2 separate regions of the Homo sapiens genome follow, and region 2 is linked to region 1. A link is an interaction called in ENCODE POLR2A ChIA-PET data of the cell type or tissue named here. Cell type or tissue: PC-9. All regions are shown on one strand.

What was found. Peaks named below come from ENCODE experiments on the same cell type or tissue, not always from the same donor. Only the 100,000 strongest peaks of a DNase experiment are listed, where the experiment ranks them.
Region 2: POLR2A ChIA-PET joins it to region 1 with 10 read pairs; 4 of 35 experiments call an interaction of 5 or more read pairs at or near these places.

Annotation. Positions count from the first base shown.
Region 1 is chr18:3,512,594-3,520,593 of GRCh38, reverse strand. The region is part of intron 10 of DLGAP1 (DLG associated protein 1); the gene reads left to right. Among named protein-coding and RNA genes, the nearest start is that of GAPLINC, 50 kb to the right of the region's middle. In PC-9, no CTCF peak of the experiment used is centred here; no DNase peak of the experiment used is centred here; H3K27ac peaks cover 176 bases.
Region 2 is chr18:3,643,591-3,651,590 of GRCh38, reverse strand. The region is part of intron 7 of DLGAP1 (DLG associated protein 1); the gene reads left to right. Among named protein-coding and RNA genes, the nearest start is that of DLGAP1-AS6, 5.4 kb to the left of the region's middle. In PC-9, no CTCF peak of the experiment used is centred here; a DNase peak (open chromatin) is centred at 1,480; H3K27ac peaks cover 3,868 bases.

The DNA.
Region 1 (8,000 bases):
TGTGTCTGTGTTCTCATCTCCAGTTCTTATAAGGACATCAGTCGTAGTGGATTAGGGCCCATGAGAATGACCTCATTGTAATTTAATCACCTCTTTAAGAACGTTATCTCCAGAGTCACATTCTGAGGTACTGGAGGTTAGGAATTCTACATGTAAATTTTAGGAAAATGCAATTCAGCGAATAACAGGGGGAGAAGAGGAATTTTATGTTAGCTGGAGGGGACCATGAGGTTGGGAGGAGTTGCCCCACTTAGAATGGGAAAGACTTGAGGATGCTGCCAGACATCTCAGGTAAGGCACTGGCAGAAGGAGTTCGGAGAGAGGGAGTGGCTCACACAGCAAGGCCTCAGGGTAGCAGGGAGAGAATCAGACCAAGGACACACGTAGATGGGAATAGTGGGTGTAGAGAAGACACTAGGGTGGGGGCAGAAAGGTTTAGGGAATTGGTGGGGGAAGAGTATTAAGAGACACAGAACATTAAGACTATTTGTCTTTGTTTGTTTGTGTTGCTCCAACAAAATACCAAAGACTGGGTAATTTTTTTTTAAATTTTACTTTAAGTTCTGGGATACATGTGCTGAACGTGCAGGTTTGTTACATAGGTGAACATGTGCCAGGGTGGTTTGCCACACCTATCAACCTGTCATCTAGGTTTTAAGCCCCACATGCTTTAGGTATTTGTCCTAATGCTCAAGACTGGGTAATTTTTAAATAATACAAATTTACTTCTCATTACTCTAGTTGCGGAGAAATCCAAGATCAAGGTGCCAGCAGGTTGTGTGTCTGGTGAGGGCTGCTCTCTGCTTCCAAGATGAGGCCTGTTGCTGCATCCTCCAGAGGGGACAAACCCTGTGTCCTTGCATGGCAGTAGGGTCAGAAGGGCAAGAGGCGGTCCCTTCAACCTTGAGTCCTTTAATAAAGGCACTAACCTCATTCAGGACAGCCGAGCTCTCATGACTTAATCACCTCCTAATGCCCCACCGCTTATTGTTATTGCCTTGGGGATTCAGTTTCAACATATATTTTGGAGGAGACACTATCATCCAAATCACAGCAGTGTTCATGCCTGATTCCCTCCATTTTCATCTCATAGGAGGCAAGGTTGTTGAAGATGAGGGAATAGGGGTTGAGTTGAGAATGGATAAGATTCAGGAAATTAGAGTTAGAGAGGGAGGTAACCAAATACATTGCAAAGGACTAACGGGCAGCAGTGAAGGATCAGCCAAGTTTGGGGACCATTGGTTTATGGTGTCATCAAGTCACATGGCTAAGCACAATCTGGAAAATACGATGGGACTATAGCTGTACAGGCTAGTGGGGTTTATCTGCCATCATCTCTGTACCTGAAGGTGGACCTTGTTTTGCCATAGAAGCTGCCATTCTTAAGGTGGGCTCTGACCCTTCGTTTTGCAGTGAGTCTGTTTTCCGAGCAAGGCTCTGATTGAATGTCCAGTGTGCTTTAAGGTCCTGTCTCCTCTGTGTGTCTGTCACCCAGCAGCCAGTTGGCCACTGTTCTAGCTCTGATGGCTGGGGGAAACTGTGCTAGATTATACAGAGAGGCACTAAAATCTGAGCCCCTGAAAAATTGTTATGGATTTCTTATACTCATAAAAAAAGAAATTATTCACCAATCAGTGACACTTGTGAAAATCTGCCTGAATTAAAGTCAGCAAAAAAGGACATCAAATTAGTCCACACTACTGGGGAGGGAGGTTGGAGTGTGAAGATTTGCAGGAGAAATCATGTCCTTTTTTGGATACTGCCACCTTTTAGGTAAATGCCCAAGAACTAAAGAATGTAGATCAGTTATAGGAGTTAGAATTCCTACTGCATTCTCACGTTTACCTATATTATTCCATTAAGTAATCAGCAATGCTATGGAGATGATATTATGGCCATTAAAGGAAAAAGAGTCTGAGTCTGATCAACTTTCCCAAGATCAATAGCTGGTAATTGGTGAGCTGATTGTTCCTGACCCCACACCTACACTTTTTCCCACACACAGGTGTACCTCATTTTATTGGCATTGCTTTATTGCACTTTGAAGACACTGCTTTTTTTTTTTTTTAAACAAATTGAAGGTTTGTGGCAACCCTGAGTTGACCAAGTCTACCAGCACCATCTTTTCAAAAGCATATGCTCATTTTCTGTTTTTGTGTCAGACTTTGGTAATTCTCACAATATTTCAAGTGTTTTCATTATTATTCTATCTGCTATGGTGATTTGTGATCAGTGATCCTTGATGTTACTATTGTAATTGTTTTGGAGCTCCATGAACCGTGCCCATATAAGACTGTGAACTTAATCAATAAATGGTGTTTATGTTCTGACTGCTCCACCGACCTGCCATTCCCATCTCTCTCCCTCTCCTCAGGCCTTCCTATGCCTTGAGTCACAATAATATTCAAATTAGGCCAATTAATAACCCAATAATGGCCTCTATGTGTTCAAATGAAGAGTTACAATCTGTCACTTTTAATCAAAAGCAATAAATGATTAAGCTTAGTTAGGAAGGCATGTCAAAAGTCAAAATAAGCCAGAAGCTAGGCTTTTTGTGCCAGATAGCCAAGTTGTGAATACAAAGGAAAACTTCTTGAAGGAAATGAAAAGTGCTACCCAAGTGAACATACAAATGATAAGGAAGCGAAACAGCCTTTTTGTTGATATGGATGAAGTTTGAGTGGTCTGGAGAGAAGAACAAACCAGGCACAACATTCCCTTAAGCCAAAGCTTAATCAGAGACACATTGTGACTCTCTTCTTTTTTTTTTTTTTCCGAGACAGAGTTTCTCTCTTGTTGCCCAGGCTGGAGTGCAATGGCACGATCTCGGCTCACTGCAACCTCTGCCTCCCGGGTTCAAGTGATTCTCCTGCCTCAGCCTCCTGAGTAGCTGGGATTACAGGCATGCGCCACCGTGCCTGACTAATTTTGTATTTTTAGTAGAGACTTGGTTTCACCATGTTGGTCAGGCTTGTCTCGACCTCCTGACCTCAGGTAACCCACCCGCCTCAGCCTCCCAAAGTGCTGGGATTACAGGCATGAGCCACCGCGCCCGGCCAACTCTCTTCAATTCTATGAAAGCTGAGAGAGGTGAGGAAGCTGAAGAAGAAAAGTTTGAAGCTAGCAATCGTTGGTTCATGGAGTTTAAAGAAAGAAACTGTCTCTGTAATATAATGCAAGGTGAATTCCTAGTGATGATGGAGAAGCTGCAGTAAGTTATCCAGAAGATCTAGCTAAGATCATTGATGAAGATGATTACACTAAACAACAGATTTTCAATGTAGACAAAACAGCCTTCTATTGGCAGGAGATGCCATGTAGGTCTTTCATAGCTTCAAAGGACAGGCTCACTCTCTTGTTAGGGGCTCAGGCACCTGGTGACTTGAAGTCGAAGCCAAAGCTCATTTACCATTCTGAAAAGCCTACGGCCCTTAAAAATTATGCTAAATTTGTGTGCTCTTATAAAGTGTGCTCTATAAGTAGAACAACAGAGCCTAGATGAGAGTATCTCTATTCACAGCATGGTTTACTGTACACTTTAAGCCTACTGTTGAGACCTATGGCTCAGAAAAAAAGATTTCTTCCAAAATATTGCTGCTCACTGACAATGCACCTAGTCAACCAAGAGCTCTGATAGAGATGTACATGGAGATGAAAGTTGTTTTCATGCCTGCAAACATGACATCTGATTTGGTTTGGCTGTGTCCCCATCCAAATCTCATCTTGAACTGTAGCCTCCATAATTCCCATATGTTGTGGGAGGGACCTGATGGGAGATGATTAAATCATGGGGGTGGTTCCCCTATACTGTTCTCATGGTAGTGAATAAGTCTTATGAGATCTGATGATTTTATAAGGCGTTTCCCCTTTCGCTTGTCTATCATCATTCTCTCTTGTCTACCACCATGTAAGACGTGCCTTTCATCTTCCACCATGACTGAAGCCTCCCCAGCCATGTGGAACTGTGAGTCCATTAAGCATCGCTGTTTTATGAATTACCTAGTCTCAGGTATGTCTTTATCAGTAGCGTGAAAACAGAGGAATACGACATCCATTCCACAGCCTACGGATCAAAGAGTCATTTGGACTTGCAAGTCTTCTTAGTTAAAAATACATTCCATAAGGCTATATCTGCCATAGATAGTGAGTCCTCTGATGGACCTGGGCAAAGTCCATTGAAAACCTTCTGGAGGATTATTTGTAATCCAAAGGATAAATGCTTGAGGGGATTGCTTGAGGGGATGGATACCCCATTCTCCATGATGTGCTTACTTCACAGTGCATGCCTGTATCAAAACATCTCCTGTACCCCATAAATTTATACACCGTGCACCCAAAAAAATTTGAAAAAATAATTTAAAAATTAAAAAAAAAAGAAAAACTTCTGGAAAGGAATCACCATTCTAGACGCCATTAAGAACATTTATGATTCATGGGAAAAGGTCAAAATATCAACATTAGCAGGAGTTTAGAGGTTGATTCCAACCTTCGTGGATGACTGAGGGGTTCAAGACTTCAGTGGAGGAAGAAACTGCAGATGTGGTAAAAAGTGCAAGAGAACTAGAATGCGAAGTGAAGCCTGTAAATGTGACTGAATTGCTATAATTTCATGATCAAACTTGAACAGAGGAGTAGTTACTTCTTATGGATGAGCCAAGAAAGTAGTTTCTTGAGATGGAATCTACTCTTGGTGAAGATGCTGCGAACACTGTTGAAATGACCACAAAGGCTTTAGAATATTACATCAACTTAGTTGATAATATAGTGGTAAGCTTCGAGAGGATTTTGACTCCCTTTTTTTTTTTTTTTTTTTTTTGAGACAGGGTCTCCTCTGTTGCCCAGATTGGAGTGCGGTGGCACAATCACGGCTCACTGCAGACTCAACTTCCCAGGCTCAGGTGATCCTCCCAACTCAGCCTCCTGAGTAGCTGGGACTTCAGGGATGTGCCACCAGGCCGACTAATTTTTCGTATTTTTAGTAGAGATGGGGTTTTGCCATGTTGCCTAGGCTGGTCTCGAACTCCTGGGCTCAAGCAATCCTCCTATCTTGGCCTCCCAAAGTGCTGGGATTACAGGCGTGAGCCACCACGCCCAGCCTTGACTCCAATTTTTTTTTTTTTTTTTTGAGATGGAATCTCGCTCTGTTGCCCAGGCTGGAGTGCAGTGGCATGATCTTGGCTCACTCAAGCTCCGCCTCCTGGGTTCAAGCCATTCTCCTGCCTCAGCCTCCTGAGTAGCTGGGTCTACAGTGCCCGCCACCACGCCTGGCTAATTTTTTCTATTTTTTAGCAGAGACGGGGTTTCACCGTGTTAGCCAGGATGGGCTCGATCTCCTGACCTCGTGATCCACCCACCTTGGCCTCCCAAAGTGCTGGGATTACAGGCGTGAGCCACCGCGCCCGGCCCCTTGACTCCAATTTTGAAAAAAGTTTTACTGTGGGTAAAATGCTGTCAAACAAATATTGCACGCAACAGAGAAACCTTTCATGAAAGGAAAAGTCAATTGATGTGGCAAACTTCATTGTTGTCTTATTTTTAAAATTGTCACAGCCAGCCGGGGCAGTGACTCATGCCTGTAATGTCAGCAGTTTGGGAGTCCAAGATGAGTGGATCGCTTGAGGCCAGAAGCTTGAGACCAGCCTGGGCAACATAGCGAGATCCTGTCTCTACAAAAAATACAAAGTGAAAAAAAAATTTATTTTAAAAAGAGACATTGCCACAGCCACCCCTACCTTTAGCAACTACCACCTTGATCACAGCAGCCATCCACATCGAGGCAAGACCCTCCCTCCGCAAGAAGATTATGACTTGCTGATGGCTCAGATTACCATTAGCATTTTTTAGCAATAAAGTATTAGGTACTTTTTTGTGACATTATGCTATGACACACTTAACAGACTACAGTATAGTGTAAACATAACTTTTATATGCACTGGGAAACAAAAAATTCATGTGACTCACTTTATTGTGATATTCATTTATTGTAGTGGTCTGGAACTAAACCCACAATATGTCTGAGGCATGCCTGTATTGCCCAGAGAGAAAGTTAGACTAAAATGAAACATACTAGGTGAATTATAGTGTAGGTGGCAGAAAAATGTGACGAGTTCTATGTAGCATATCTACCGTAGTAACCTTCACCACGGGGAGCCAGTCAGAGGTAATCCATTGCAGGGGTGTCTGTCGTATCCAGGCTTCAGGGAACCTACTTTGAGGGTATAAGAAATATGTCTATTCTTCTCTGTTTCTGAGGCCTTAAAGTAAGGTCTGATGATCGTGGAGTTAGGTGTAGCATCATGTAAGAATTAGAAGCAGTCAGAGAGGCAGGGCACAGTGGCTCATGCCTGTAATCCCAGCTACTCGGGAGGCTGAGGCAGGAGAATCACTTGAACTCGGGAGTTGGAGGTTGCAGTGAGCCGAGATCGTGCCACTGCACTCCAGCCTGGGTGACAGAGTGAGACTCTTGTCTCAAAAAAAAAAAAAAGAAGCAGTCAGAGAAATGAGCACGTCTGCCTTTTTAGTTCTAGAGACCTAACTCCTCTTGAAATAGGAAAGGATGCATATGCTAATTATGCTTAAGGATTTGTAATCCTGATTTTAACTCAGCAAAAAGATCACCAGCACACTGAAACTCCTTGCAGCTTTGCCATAGACCCACTGGGAGGGTTAAAGGAAAGTGTTTTTTCTCTTCATCCTTGTGCCTCTTATACTACCTCCTTTTCTCAAAATAACAACCTATCCCACAGAGGTCAGTGGGAAAGAGGAGGTATGCTCTCTTCTAAATGGCTGGGTCTTTGAATGTAGTCAGGAGATTTCAAATCATAGATTGCATAAAAGACTCCCCTTTCCCACAGCCAACATAGTTGTTCTCTGCTTCTCATTATGACACATAATCTGTAAAAGAAAAAAAGAGCTTGAAACACCCACCATCTCTTTCAAGGTGTCCCTGGTTCCTCTTTTCTGTTCAGGATTGAAATTGCCTTGCCTGCCAGTCACTTCAGGTAGATGGATGTGCTTTGCTCTTGCTTCCTAATGTGGGACAGTGATCAGGCTTGGCGAATTTCTTCCAACTCTCCCACTGACTTATTATGCCACTCACCCCTATCCATTGGCACTGGCTGGGAAATGTTGATAAAGAAATTACATGCAGCCTGGCATAGTGGTGCATGCCTGCAGTCCCAGCTGCTCAGAAGGCTGTGGCAAGGAGTTCAGGGCTATAGGACCCCATGTTCATGCCTATGAATAGCCACTGTCCTCCAGCCTGGACAACACAGTGAGACCTCATTCATAAATAAATAAACACATAAATAAACAGAAATCACACTCAGTGGATAAATGGAATGTGGTATAAACATACAATGAAATATTATTCAGCTTTGAAAAAGAAGGAAATTCTGCCATATGCAACAACATGGATGAGCCTGGAGGACTATATGCTAAGTGGAATAAGCCAGTCACTGGAGAACAAATGCTGCATGATTCTGCTTATATGATGTATCTTAAAATAGTCAAAACTCAGGAAACAGAGAGTGGAACGGTGGGTGCCATGATGTAGAGGGAGAGGGAAAGGGAAAGGGGAATTGCTGTCCAGTGGATCTAAAGTTATGCAAGGTGAATAAGTTCTCGAGATCTGCTGTACAACGCTGCGCCACCATTAACAAAACTATATTGTGCACTTAAATATTTGTTAAGAGGGTAGATTTCATGTTAAGTGTTCTTACCACAGTAAAGAAAAAAAAGAAGGAAATCACACTCGGATAGCTTCCACTTAAGTAGATTCAGACGCAATTTTCTGCGAGTGTTAGAGAGAAGAGAGCCCAAATAGACTGGGGTCAGAAGACGGGGATTGGCCACAGCAGATGTCCGTGGGGAAGAAACTTTGTAGTTTGAGTACAAGTTTTTTCAAATGAAGTTATCTGCTCTGCCTCACAGGGTCCTGCGAGGATCTAATTAGATGCCTGTTTGTGAGTTTTGAAATACTAAGTGATGATAATTTAAGT
Region 2 (8,000 bases), 130 kb before region 1:
AAACTCCTGGCCTCAAGTGATCTGACCGCCTTGGCCTCCCAAAGTGCTGGAATTACAGGCATGAGCCACCTTGCCCAGCTGAATCTTTCTATTTTTAGAGCAAAGCCATGTGCTCAGCGTGTCAAGGTAGACTGTGGTAAATCCTTTAATAAACAGATGCTGATGGATTTACCACCAGTAGTAAACTGAGAATGAAGTTTCAACTTTTTGTTTGTTTGTTTGTTTTTGTTTTTTAGGCAGAGTCTTGCTCTATCGCCAGGCTAGAGTGCAGCGGCACATTGTCGGCTCCCTGCAACCTCCACCTCCTGGGTTCAAGCGATTCTCCTGCCTCAGCCTCCCAAGTAGCCGGGATTACAGGCGCCTGCCACCATGCCCAGCTAATTTTTGTATTTTTAGTAGAGAGGGGGTTTCACCATGTTGGCCAGGATGGTCTCGATCTCCTGACCTCATGATCCGCCCACCTCAGCCTCCCAAAGTGCTGGGATTCCAGGCGTGAGCCACCGTGCCCAGCCAACTTTGTTTTTTTGAGACAGAGTCTGGCTCTGTCGCCAGGCTGGAGTGCAGTGGTGTGATCTCGGCTCACTGCAACATCCAACTCCCTGGTTCAAGCAATTGTCCTGCCTCAGCCTCCCGAATAGCTGGGATTCCAGGCACGCATGACCACACCCAGCTAATTTTTGTATTTTAATAGAGACAGGGTTTCACCATGTTGGCCAGGATGGTCTCCAACTCCTGACCTCATGATCCGCCCACCTTGGCCTCCCAAAGTGCTGGGATTACAGGCGTGAGCAGCCATGCCTGGCCAGTTTCAACATTTTTACTACCGGAAATCAAAATGTTAGTCAGATAACTGACAGAGATAGGATAGAGCTATCTCCCAGAAGGAGTTCCTTCCTTCCTTCCACCAGCGTGGTAGGTGGCAGTGTGTCAGGAATACTAAATGGAATATTATAGAAACTGAGAACAAAACTCAAGAAACTTGTTTCTGCAAAGAAACCCAGACATCCTGTTTATAAAAATGACGTGGAGGCTGGAGCACCACACTAAACAAACGAATGTTCTCTTCTCAGATGTATCTTTACTTGTCATTATACTTTTGGCTAAACGTTTCTTTTTTCTTTCTTTCTTTTGTAGAGACAGGGTCTCTCTATGTTGCCCAGGGTAGTGTTGAACTGCTGGCCTCAAGCTGTCCTCCTGCCTTAGCCTCTGCATCCAGCCAAAATATTCCTATGAAATATAAATGTTTCAACCAGGCACGGTGACTCACAACTGTAATCCCAGCACTTTGGGAGGCTGAAGCAGGAGCATCACTTGAGGTCAGGAGTTCAAGATCAGCATGGCCAACATGGTGAAACTCTGTCTCTACTAAAAATACAAAAAATTAGCCAGGCATGATGGCAGGTGCCTGTAGTCCCAGCTACTCAGGAGGATGAGCGGGAGAATCGCTTGAATCCAGGAGGTGGAGGTTGCGGTGAGCCGAGATTGTGCAACTGCATTCCAGCCTGGGTGACAGAGCAAGATCCTGTTTCCAAAAAAAATAAAAAAACAAAAAACAGTAATGTCTCTGGGAGCATTGAGAGTTTCCCAAATAGCTTCCTAAGACGAGGACCCTCCTGAAATGGCAGAGGTGGAGCCACGTGACCCAGAAACTGGAAGATGTGTGGAAAGAAATTTCCAAGGGTTAGCCATTTGTCATCTTGTGATTACCCTCACCTCAGATAAAGTTGACCTCAAATGACCAACCATTGACCTCATCTCAGAGCTCTCTCACATTTATCTTTTTACTTTTTTTTTTAAGTTTATCTTTTCCCCTCTTTGTTTCCCTCTCCCTCCTCCTCTTTTCCAACTGCCCTTTTCTATTTCTGCACAGTGTAGAAGAAAGTTTAAGGGGGACCCTAGGCAACAGAAAGCCAACCAGTGGCTGGAAGGGTCTGGCAAGGAGCCGCTATTTGCCTCAGTGTCCTAGCCAATAAAATAAAGACTTCTCTTGGGGCAGTTGCAGAGACTAAACTAGATGCTAGAGAGAAAGCCTTAACACAGTGTACGGAAGGCAGTAGGTGCTCTCCTTCCCGCTTTCCTCTTTCCAGTGTCTAATGATCATTTCTACTAGAATCATGGTGTAGCACACTGCTGAGAGTTTCATTTTCGGCAAAGCCACAAACAGAGCCAGTTTATAAATCCTTGCTTCTCCCCTTTGAGAGTCCTTAGAGGGAAGCGACTCCTCGTGTTGGATAGAGCTCTCTGATCACCTTTCTGGGACCTGTGGCATCTGCCAGGGGCAAGTCACAGCCCCAGTTTGGAGTGTTCGATTCAGATGAGATTGTCCCCCAGTCTGTTTTTTGAGTCCTGGAAGGTGGGGAGGAGAGGAAAGGTTTTCAGGCAACAAACAAGTGCTGACTGAAGACTGATTTCATCAATATTAATTGTGTTTTATTACAAAAGAGTTTATACTGGCACAGTGTTCCTGAGCAAGCCATTTGTCACCACTCATCAACGATATGAAAGTTTTTGAATAAGGAGAACCAAAGTAAATACAACCACAGCTATCCAGAGAGGAACTTTTCATAAATCTTTGAACTGTATAGCCAAAAACTAATCAAATCTGTGCTGAATAAGCGGCCTTGAGCACTTAACAACAAATTAGCATAACCCAGAAGACAGTGTGCATCCCAAGCACCATAACCTACCCTTCACCCTCCTCCCTGGGGCAGGAAGTAGGCATTTACAAATCAAAGGCAAGCTGCAAACGATAATCTGCCACTTGTCACTGATTTATTTTCCCTCTTTTCTTTTTGTTTTTCAAGAGTATAAGTTTCAATGTCTGTGTATTTGTTTTTGTTATTTTGGCAGTCTAGTGAAAGTTTTCAATGTAAACAAAACTCTTACTCTTAAAGAACAAGCAACTCTATTACATTGCATAAGAAGGCAGTTCTTAAAGACAATGGTCTAATTAGCAGTCTTTGAAGCCAATTCAATAGTAATATCAAAGCCACTTCTAGTATTTCAAGCCCGAATTTAGAAAATGGCCTTGATATTTTCAGTCTAAAACTATAGTCTGACCTTACTATTAATTTTGGAACACACCATAATGTAGACAACTGCTGAAATCACTTGATGTTATGAACCCGGAAATCACACCCTCTTAAACGATACATCACACCCATTAAAATTAACTGTAAAATCCATTTTGTATTGATTTTGTTTGAATTTGGTATTCAACTAAGATGCTTTACATGCGTAAATATTGCCACAGCTGTATATACAACGGTTTTGTTGAATCCATTGATGCTTTAAGTTGAAAGAGCATACGTTATGGGTTTTGTTTGGTTTCACTGAGAAGAAGGCCAAAGGATTTTTCTAGCAATGTTTCAACAAAATGCAAAATTAGATGCCAGTCCAGAAGCCTTAAGGATGTGAAATGTTTTGAAAATACAGATTTTCAGCTATTTCCTAGCTTTAACCGACATGTGTGCTTAAGTGAAGGCAGAAGGAAACCTGGTACACTTCTGCTGAGTACAGTGTTTCTTAAACATGCACCTGTTAAGAGATAGAGAAGCAAATTTAATTTCCTTTTTAGCCTTCTATATCCCATTGTTGATTTTATACATGCCCTCCTTAAATATGAACTCCTAAAATTGTGTTTGGAACACATATTGGAAGAAAGTATAGAACAGTATATAGGACAGTCCTAGGTTCAAACTTCGTAGCCATAACTTCCTGGCTGTGTTGTAATCTGGAGCAAGTTACTCCGTCTGTACCACACTTTCCTCATCTGTAAAATGGGGTAATGCTACTTAGCACTCCAGTTGATTAAGAAGCTTAAATAGACCGGGCGTGGTGGCTCACACCTGTAATCCCAGCACTTTGAGAGGCCAAGGAGGGCCATCACCTGAGGTCAGGAGTTTGAGACCAGCCTGGTCAACATGGTGAAACCCCATCTCTACTAAAAATACAAAAATTAGCCAGGCGTGGTGGCACACACCTGTAGTCCCAGGTACTCGGGAGGCTAAGGCAGGAGAATCGCTTGAACCCCAGAAGCGGAGGTTGCAGTGAGCCAAGATCGTGCCATTACACTTCAGCCTGGGTGACAGAGCAAGTCTCGGTTTAAAAAAAAAAAAAAGGAGCTTAAATAAAATCAGATAATGTTGAAGTACCTAGTAAACTGTTTAGCATGTAGGCATTCAATATATTTTAGATATTTATTTATAGTTTTGTTATCGTTTTTGTTTTTATGGGCTCAAAAATTAAATTATAAAAAATTCATATGCTGCTACTTTTGCTTGATGTTATTATATATATAGACATGTATATTTTTATTTATTTATTTATTTATTTTGAGATGGATTTTCACTCTTGTTGCCCAGGCTGGAGTGCAATGGCACAATCTCAGCTCACTCCAACCTGCGCCTCCCAGGTTCAAGCGATTCTCCTGACTCAGCCTCCCTAGTAGCTGGGATTACCGCCATAAGCCACCATACCTATGCCTGGCTAATTTTTTGTATTTAGTAGAAACAGGGTTTCACCGTGTTGGTCAGGCTGGTCTGGAACTCCTGACCTCAGATGATCCACCCACCTCAGCCTCTCAAAGTGCTGAGATTACAGGCGTGAGCCACCGCACCCGGTGATGTTACAATAGATATATTTTATTTATTTATTTATTTATTTTGAGATGGAGTCTCGCCCTGTTGCCCAGGCTGAAGTGCAGTAGTTCGATCTTGGCTCACTGCAAGCTCCGCCTCCCGGGTTCAAGCCATTCTCCTGCTTCAGCCTCCCGAGTAGCTGGGACTACAGGCGCCCACCACCACGCCCGGCTAATTTTTTGTATTTTTTAGTAGAGACGAGGTTTCACCGTGTTAGCCAGGATGGTCTCAATCTCCTGACCTCGTGATCTGCCCGCCTCGGCCTCCCACAGTGCTGGGATTACAGGCATGAGCCACCGTGCCCGGCTGTTACAATATTTTTTAAAGAGCAATGATCATGTGTCTAAATAACATGAATTTGTTTTTTACTAAATTAAATATTATTTTATTACATGTAATCTAATGGCAATCTAACTAATGAGCTTGATGCAATCAAAACCACTCAAGAAAAATGATTAGAATTCTCTACACAACTGTTTCCTTTTCTTTATCTGATTATGGTTTTGGTTTAAGTATGGAGGGTTTTATTTGTTTTCTTTTCCTATCTTTTTCTTTTTCTTTTTTTGGAAACAGGATCTTGCCCAGGCTAGAGCGCAGTGATACAATCTCAGCTCACTGTAGCCTTGACCTCCTGGGCTTAAGTGATCCTCCATCTCAGCCTCCCGAGTAGCTGGGATCACAGGTGTGTGCCATCACGCTCGGCTAACTTTTTATTTTTGTAGAGATGAGGTCTCATTATATTGCCCAGGCTGGTCTCAAACTCCTGGGTTCAAGCTATCTTCCAGCCTTAGCCTCCTAAACTGCTGGGATTACAGGCATGAGCCACCACACCTGGCCTCCTTTTTTAAAAATATTGTTTTGGAGTAGCATTAGTTGAGTGAATACTCATCACATTAAAAATAAGACGTTTGAAAACTACCACCGTCAAATGATTTAGGGCATACCAGTCTCATATAGAGTATTTGTAAGGCACGATGATGTAAAGGATTCAGGCTGCTGAGGTCTGTGGCAGGAAGCACAGAAAGACTGTTTCCAAACATGACATATTATACTCTATTGCTTCATGCTTATTAATCTGTTTATGACAAAACTCATGAATAAAGTTAATAAATGCCCTTACTACTATTTCATGCCCTATCCCAGGCCATGGGGACAGAAAGATGGAAAGATGAGCCAGACATGGTTCTTCTATCTAGAGAAGGCAGCATACGTGTGAACAGGCCATTATGACTTAATATAATGAATGCAATGGCAGGAATATATAAAAGGAATTATGTGAACATAGAAGTCAGCCTAGGAACTCTGCCTGGGTAGATCAGAAGGATGCCCCAGTGCACATGTCTAGGTTTTGCAAGCTATGCAGAGGCAAACAGGAAGGGGAGGGCTCATTGAGGGAGACCTAAGCCTGCACACAGACAGAAGGATGAAAAACGCCTAGCCCTCCAGGAGTCAGATGTGACTGCAGCTCCATGCCCACAAGGGAAAACATCCAGGCATGAAGTTGGGAATGCTGGTTGGAAATACATTTTCAAAGTTCCTACAGGCAATACATAGCCAGAAAAGGATGTTATTTATTTATTTATTTTCATTTTCTGTATTAAAAAAATATATATATATTCACATAGCTCAACAATTGAAATATGGCAGCCTGGACCACATGTGAAACCCTGTCTCTACAAGAAATACAAAAATTAGCCAGGTGTGGTGGTATGCACCTGTAGTCCCAGCTACTCGGGAGGCTCAGGTGATCCTCTCACCTGGGAAGTCGAGGCTGCAGTGAGCTGTGATTCCTCCACTGCACTCCAGCCTGGGCTATAGAGTGAGACCCTGTCTCAAAAAAGAAAAACAAAAAAATTAAAATACGAGGGAAAAATGCATTGACTCAATACACAGTTCCCATTCCCCTTAACAGGTAACCTACCATGACCAATTTTCTTTTTTCTACATAGATGTATGCTTTTTGCATATTTAAACATTATGAGTATGTGTTTTCCCCTTTTTTACCCAAAGGATAGTACACTATGTACACTATTGTACAGCTTGCTTTTTTCACTTAACAATATGTCTTAGTAATATTTCCATATTTCCATAGAGAACTTTCTAGTTATGTTTTGCAGCTACATAGTATTCTACTATATGGATATATTACAATTTACATAACCAGTTTCTTCTTTGCCACACATTTAATTAGTCCCAATATTTAGCTTTCTCATACAGTGCTTTAATAAATAAATAATAGGCTGGCCGCAGTGGCTCACGCCTGTAATCCCAGCACTTTGGGAGGCCGAGGCGGGTGGATCATCTGAGGTCAGGAGTTCGAGACCAGCCTGGCCGACATGGTGCAACCTCATCTCTACTAAATATATAAAAAAATTAGCCGGGAATGGTGGTGAGCGCCTGTAATCCCAGCTATTCAGGAGGCTGAGGCAGGAGAATCACTTGAACCCGGGAGGCGGAGGTTGCAGTGAGCCAAGATCGCGCCATTACACTCCAGCCTGGGCAACAAGAGCAAAACTCCATCTCAATAAATAAATAAATAAATAAATAAAATAAAATAGTATTGTAAACATATAATTTTGTCCTAATATGTCTTCAGGATAAATCCCTGAAGTGGAGTTACGAGGTCAAAGATTGTATTAATGAGGTTACGTTTTGCTACAATAACAAACAACTCTCAAATCTGTCAATAAACATACCAAAAATATTCCAACCCCTAGTACATGTCCTGTGATGTTCGTTTTGCAGGAGATTCCTGCTCCACACAGTCTCTCAGAGACCCAGGCTTGGGTCTTGTGCCTGCACCATCTGGAACCCACAGCCTTCACAGTCATTGCCGCAGGGGAGAGACAACCTTGAACCAAAAGTGACAAACATTATTTCCACTTATATTTTATTGGCTAGAACTAGTCACATGGCCCTGCCAAACTTCAGGAAGGCCAAGAAGTACAGTTTTTGTGTGTGTTTCTGGTAGGAGAAGAGAGTACAATATGGGTGAGCACTAATTATATCTATCAGAAAGCATGCATGCTTTTTTCATTGGCAAAAGTCTGCCAAATTACCCTCCGTAGGCTTTCCCAGTGGACACCACTAGGAGTGCCACCAGCACTGTTGAAAGCGCCTGTTTCTCCACAGTTTCATCAACGTACTCTTTCATCAAACTTTTGGGTTTTCCATTTGTAATACTCTTATTATGAGCAATGTTGAACCTATATTTGAGTCATTTGTATTTCCTTTTCAATGAACTGTCATGTCATATCCTTCAGCATTTTTTTTTTTTTTTTTTTTTTTGAGATGGAGTCTCGCTCTGTCACCCAGGCTGGAGTGCAGTGGCGCGATCTCAGCTCACTGCAACCTCTGCCT